2 separate regions of the Homo sapiens genome follow, and region 2 is linked to region 1. A link is an interaction called in ENCODE POLR2A ChIA-PET data of the cell type or tissue named here. Cell type or tissue: PC-9. All regions are shown on one strand. Each heading gives the region's core, and the rest is flanking DNA. Links, peaks and the distances in the headings are about the cores only. Region 1 overlaps LOC112267858 (a long non-coding RNA gene). Region 2 overlaps ASB4 (ankyrin repeat and SOCS box containing 4).

What was found. Peaks named below come from ENCODE experiments on the same cell type or tissue, not always from the same donor. Only the 100,000 strongest peaks of a DNase experiment are listed, where the experiment ranks them.
Region 2: POLR2A ChIA-PET joins it to region 1 with 5 read pairs; 1 of 35 experiments calls an interaction of 5 or more read pairs at or near these places.

Annotation. Positions count from the first base shown.
Region 1 is chr7:94,331,182-94,334,104 of GRCh38, forward strand. The region is part of intron 1 of LOC112267858 (a long non-coding RNA gene); the gene reads right to left. The region is part of intron 2 of LOC107986821 (a long non-coding RNA gene); the gene reads left to right. Among named protein-coding and RNA genes, the nearest start is that of COL1A2-AS1, 60 kb to the right of the region's middle. In PC-9, for the core only: no CTCF peak of the experiment used is centred there; a DNase peak (open chromatin) is centred at 1,580.
Region 2 is chr7:95,490,934-95,493,856 of GRCh38, forward strand. The region is part of intron 1 of ASB4 (ankyrin repeat and SOCS box containing 4); the gene reads left to right. Among named protein-coding and RNA genes, the nearest start is that of ASB4, 6.5 kb to the left of the region's middle. In PC-9, for the core only: no CTCF peak of the experiment used is centred there; a DNase peak (open chromatin) is centred at 1,258; H3K27ac peaks cover 366 bases.

The sequences.
Region 1 (2,923 bases), core at 177-2,676:
TAAAGCATCCAAAGTCATGTATAAATAGCATTGTTTTGAGAGGCCAAGGCTAAGAAGGGAAACAGTCAATACAAATCAAAAGACTACCAAATGAATTAATTATATCTGAGATGGAACATAAACAATGCTTAGAATTTCATCAGGCAGAAAAACAAATAAAGGAGAATCCAATCTATGGAGAAAAAGATAGCCAAACTCACAAATATAGAAAAGTAGAGTGAGATGAAGAGACAACAAATGGCCGAGAAGAACTGGAGCACGGAAGGAACACTTCACTTTGTCCGAGCTGTGTTTGTATTCACTTGTGTGTCAGCGAGTGCTTTTGGTGCATTTCTTGCATACAGACACCCCATTCCTTACCCAAAAGTATTTAAGTTGCAAAGTGCCAGCCATGGACTTAGAAAATCTAAGATCCAATCCCAGTGACTGTGTGATCATTAGTAAGTCATGTTATCTTTCTGATTTCCTCTTCTTTCTGTAAAGACAATCATATCTTACAGAAGAGTCCGAATGTGTAATAATATAATGCCTTTGGAAATATACCATACAGTAAAGGTTGTGGAAATGCTTACAATCTTCCCTGGGACTTAATAGGTGCTCATGAAAGGTTTTGTTGTTTCATAAGTCAGTACAACTACAGCCACAAATCTTTATTTAATTTCAAGTTACCAGTTTCACTTGACAGTATCACCAGAGATCACTCTGTCACAGCAAAATAGAACCCACCATTATTCTTCTAAACAGATTTAGTCTTCACAAAGTAATGACACAGATATCAACATGATCTGTAATGCTTAACCATATTTTAATTTTTGGTTTGAGATTTCTGCTAAGGAAAGATGCTGTATCGCTTTTATTAAAAAAATCACAGCATCTAACATGGCTGTTATCGCTTTCTACAGGAATATTACAGTTTATGAAAGTTCAGGCTAGCACTATAAATTCCTAAAATTAAGGAGGATAAAAAGAAAGTGCAGAGAGGATAAAGGAATAGTTAAGAGGTGATGCGATTTCATTTCCTCTCCATGTCTGGAGGACATCTGGAAAATGCACAAGAAGTTCAAGAATTGAGATAAGAGATTTACTGTTTTAAATTCATATATAAACATAAACTTAAAATATAGGTTTAATAAAGACTCTATTACTTAAATCTCCAATTAAAAAGTTTGGGGTTTTATTTTTGCCTGGAGTGCCATTTTAGTATATACAACATCAGAAATAAACAACCACTTTAAGTGTTACACAATAGAATGTTTTTGTAAACTTCTGTTATTGTGAAGTGTAAACCAATCTTTTTTGAAACTCAAATTCAAATTGCATTTCAATTTCATGTAATTCTAGTGCTCCCTTCCTTCTACAGTGGCAAGCATACATTATTAAAATGTATTTAATTTTTTAAATTGAGTATTCCATTGGAAAGAAAGGCCTAAATCTTGAAATACATGGTATTTAGTGTGTATAGTGCTATCAAAAAAACTGAACTAATACTACTTGGTATGAGCAAATAAAAGAATCACCTTCAAAACTGACTGAGCTCCTCAAGTATGATGTAAGGACAATCTTTGTCACTGGACTTGTGGTGAAATCTGATATGATGTATGAGAAATCCAGGTGGAGTCCATGGTGTTTGCACATTAGGTAGAAGGCAGTAAGATGTCACGGAAAGAGCAGTGGTTTGGAAGATGGCGAATCCCTGCCCTCTTCTCAGTTCATGTGAACTTGAGTAAGTCATTGAACTTTTCAGGACCTTGTTTTCCTCATTGATAAAATGAAAAGCTGGCCCTGGACAGGGTTCTAAAACACATATGCACAAAGAAAAAAAAATCATTCTAATCATCATTTACTTTCCAGTTACAAATAGGAGGAGCTCCACAGCAAATTCCCACAGAAAGTTCCCGAAACAAAATTAGAAAAAAATCACATCATTAGAATTACAAATCCTCTTTCCCTCAACTTTTCTCTCCTTTGCACCCCGTAATTTGTATGGGGGTGGCATAGAGGGAGGATAGAATGGAGGTGAATTGTTGGAATGAGGCTCTGAGAGGATCCTGAAATATTTTAGAAAGGAGTAAAGCTATTTGGTTTGGTTCCTGTTTGGTTCCAAGTATGTCCCCAATAGTCAGCCTTTAATGTCTCACTCTGTAGCAGCTGTGTCAGATGGGAGCATGCCTCTCTCTTAGATTGAATATAGTTCTTAAATTGTCTCCACGGTGAGTTTTTCCTGCCTTCATAATTGTCTGAACACTTAGTATATACTGATGTTATTGTAGGATATTTTTAAAGTATAAATGTTTCTTCTTAGATAGATTGTAAATCACATTTTGAGAAATACAACACATTATATACTCTTTGTTTTTGCATTTGGGACCCATCTAAAACCTTAGTTCATAGAGCAAAGCTTTTCTTGCATGTCTTTAATAAATATTTGCTTATTAATTAATAAATTAGTATTGTAGGAGGTTCTATAATAGCTCCCAGTGGGAGTGATTTCCCACCTACTGATACTCATGCCCTTGTGTTATCCCCTCTCCTCAACCGTGGGCTGGATTTAGTGACAGGAGTCTAATGAACAGTATACAGGAAAAGTGATGGGATATCACTCCCAAGATTAGGTTACAAAAAATGTGACTTCCATCTTCTTTGACAACAGTCCCTCTTTCTCAGAGCCCTTAATCTAGGGGAAGCAAATGATTATGTTGTGAGTACCCCTATGGAGAAGCCCACATGCAAGAAATGGATGTCACCAGCCAAGAGCTATCATGAGTGTGCCAACAACCACATGAGTAACTCTGGAAATGGATCTTCCCCAGGTAAAGCCTTGAAGTGGCTAGAGCCCTAGGCAACACTTTGATTGCTATACTGTGAGAGACTCTGAACCAGAGGAACCAGAGAAGCCACCTTCAGATTTATGACTCACAGAAAC
Region 2 (2,923 bases), core at 103-2,602, 1.2 Mb after region 1:
GCCTTCGGATCATAGACGGCTATTTAAAGATTTGGGGGCAATGGAGTTTGAGAGTTAGAGTTGATTCTGTGGGTACTTGTTATATGAACATGGACACTTTATACTACTTAACCTCTTCCAGACTAATTATCTTCATTTGTAAAATGGAAGCTTTGACAAGACCCTCTCTAAGTTCAGATTCTGGCATGCAGATAATTAATCACATTATGAAGGTGAAACTATGTAAACAGATTATGTATCATGGTCAAAGCCACATGGGCATGGCCTGTATTTGGGAGTTCCTGTGGGTTTTGTACACAGGGGAAATAATCTCTATTTTTCTTTTCTTCTTAGTGGAGCTTCTTATTCAAACAGAACTCTTCTGCAAGGAGCTGTCACTGCACACAGACTCTAGACATGGGGTAGCGTGTGAGTGGTTTACATTAGAGGGAGGCAGCCGCTGCTTCACCTCCCACCCCTAGCTCCCATGGGCTTGGTTCCCCGGTTCTCCCTCACCTCTGTCCTTTGTGAAGTCTAAACACATAGTAAAAGGGCAGCCTGAAGTCTGCAGAGGTGAGCAGAGGGGGGCTTTTGAAAGACAAATACTAGGAATAAATCACATTCTAGGTTTCGAAGCCCTGGAAAAATTTTGCTGTGGGAAGAAGGGAGTGTGTAAAAAATGAATCTGCCTCATCAGTTAATTGTGTTTCTAGCATGCTGTGGTCATTGGTGGTTATATTTTGGGGGACAAATTCTGATCTCTTGACATATCAGCATCAGCAGAAGATTGTGAATAGGCACAGCCTCATCTGTAGTTTTTGAAGATAGCTTTACCTGGGGTTTGGTCCTCCATGACAGTAAGTGTATTTACTTCCACACTTGCTACACAGTGACCTGTAGGCCCAGCCTCATTTTAAAGTGATGATTGTACGCTGATGGCCCTTTTGCCAGGGGCTGCTCTTTTCTCTGCTCAAAGCAGCAGACTTTCCTGATATGCTCAGGGCTGAATTATTCAAAAATCCCTAGCCCCACATTACCACCAAAGTTTTGCAACACAGCTTCCAGATACACTTCAGTATACCCTAAGCTATAGCCTGCAAACTGTCCTCTTGCCATTTCTCCACTTCAGCTCCCCAGAGGCAGCAGCTAAGGTGTCTTGTTACCACCTACCTACACACATTCCTATCTTAGGAGAGGTGAGTTGTAACCACAACTCCATTCTGGGAGTTGGCTGAATTCCAGGACCTTGTAGTCTGTGAGCCTGATTGACCAGATAATGTTTATGATTACAGGAGATGCAGAAGAAACTGACTGAGAGGCCAAGGATGACTGACTCACATAATACACGAACAGGATAGAGTCTTTAGGTGCTACCTGGAAGTTAGGAGGAGGAAAAAAATTCAACTAGCAAATGCATTTCCATATCAGAGATGTGAAATATTACAGATGAATTGAGGATCTTCTTCCTTTCCTTGTGATTTGTGAAGCAGGCTTGGAGGTAATTCTATTCTGCTTCCACAAAGACAAAGACAGATGAAAACTGCATTGCGGGTATTCTGAGTCCATGAGTTTGGATTGAGGCAGGCAACTCATGGCTCTAGCAGGCTGAAAAAGTGGCAGTTTTCTCATCTGGAAAATGAAAGGCTTGGACTGGATAATCTTCCCTCCAGCGCTAACATTCTGTGTTTCTTTGATTTTACATCAAAATGGTGTTTTCTTAATCAGCTCTCTGCTGCTTCCTTTCTGGGATCATTTTTCTTCCCATTGCAGAAGCAGGCGCAAATTTCCAATCAGTTGTCACAGAGAGCTGCCTAATTTTTGCTGTTAATCAGCAGGCAAAACACATCCTGGTTTTCAGACCTGGAACCAACTTCTTAGGCAGTTAGGAAAGACTGTTTTTGCCAGTTGCTTTTTGAGGAAATTTGAGTATTAAAATGACTGATTAAGTATTGAAGTTAATGTGATTCGTTCATCATCAAAAGCAAGCTGCATGACATACAGCTTAGGAACTCTGCTCGGAACAGAGATTCAATGTACATAACTCAATAGAAATGTATAAATGAATCTATATGTACATACATTGTGTGTGCATATCAATTTGCACACACATACACACGAGGCGTGGAGTTGATGCTCCCCAGCCCAGACTGTCTATGACACTACTTAGTTCTGCCATGGAAAGTCCATATAATCCAACACCATCTCTTCCCAGTGTCTGGAATCTCAAAGTAATATATTAGAATTTAATTCTATTAGCTGAATATAGATTCTTCTATAAATTCAGATAATCCTCAGAGTGATCATACTTTAAACAATCCTCAGTCCATTAGACCTTAATGTGAAATAACTGGATTTCTTTTTAAAGAGGAGATTTGGATAAAGGGAAAGGTGGGAGAGAGAGAAAGCAAGATGGCTCTAGAATTCTGAATGGAGTAAAAAAGAGATGAAAGTGTGTGTGTGTGTGTGTGTGTGTGTGTGTATGTGTGTGTGTGTGTATAGCTAGGTTGGAGGATACATTACAGAAAGACAGACAAACTTTGGGTTGAGTTCATTCATTCCTGTGGGATTAATCACTGTGCACAACCTTGTAAATAGCTTCTTTAAATTAAATTATTTTTTCCCCTCTGGACAGAGAGACAATAGCTTATTTTGATTTTATTTATTTTTGTTAAAAAGCAATACATGCACAGGATACTAAATTTAGAAGTTGCCAAGGAGGTAACTTGGTATGTTACCTCCTTGTAACAAGAACAAGTGCATTTCTGTCCTGATCCCCCAACCCCCCAGTTCTTCTTGGAGGCCACCACTATAACCAGTTTCGTGTTCTCAGTGTTTACAAATGTATTTGCATATGATAGCATAGTTTGTATACTGTTTGGCTCCCTGCTTCTCTCATTCAGTAATATATCTTGAGATCTTTCCATTTCAGTCTATATAGAACTGC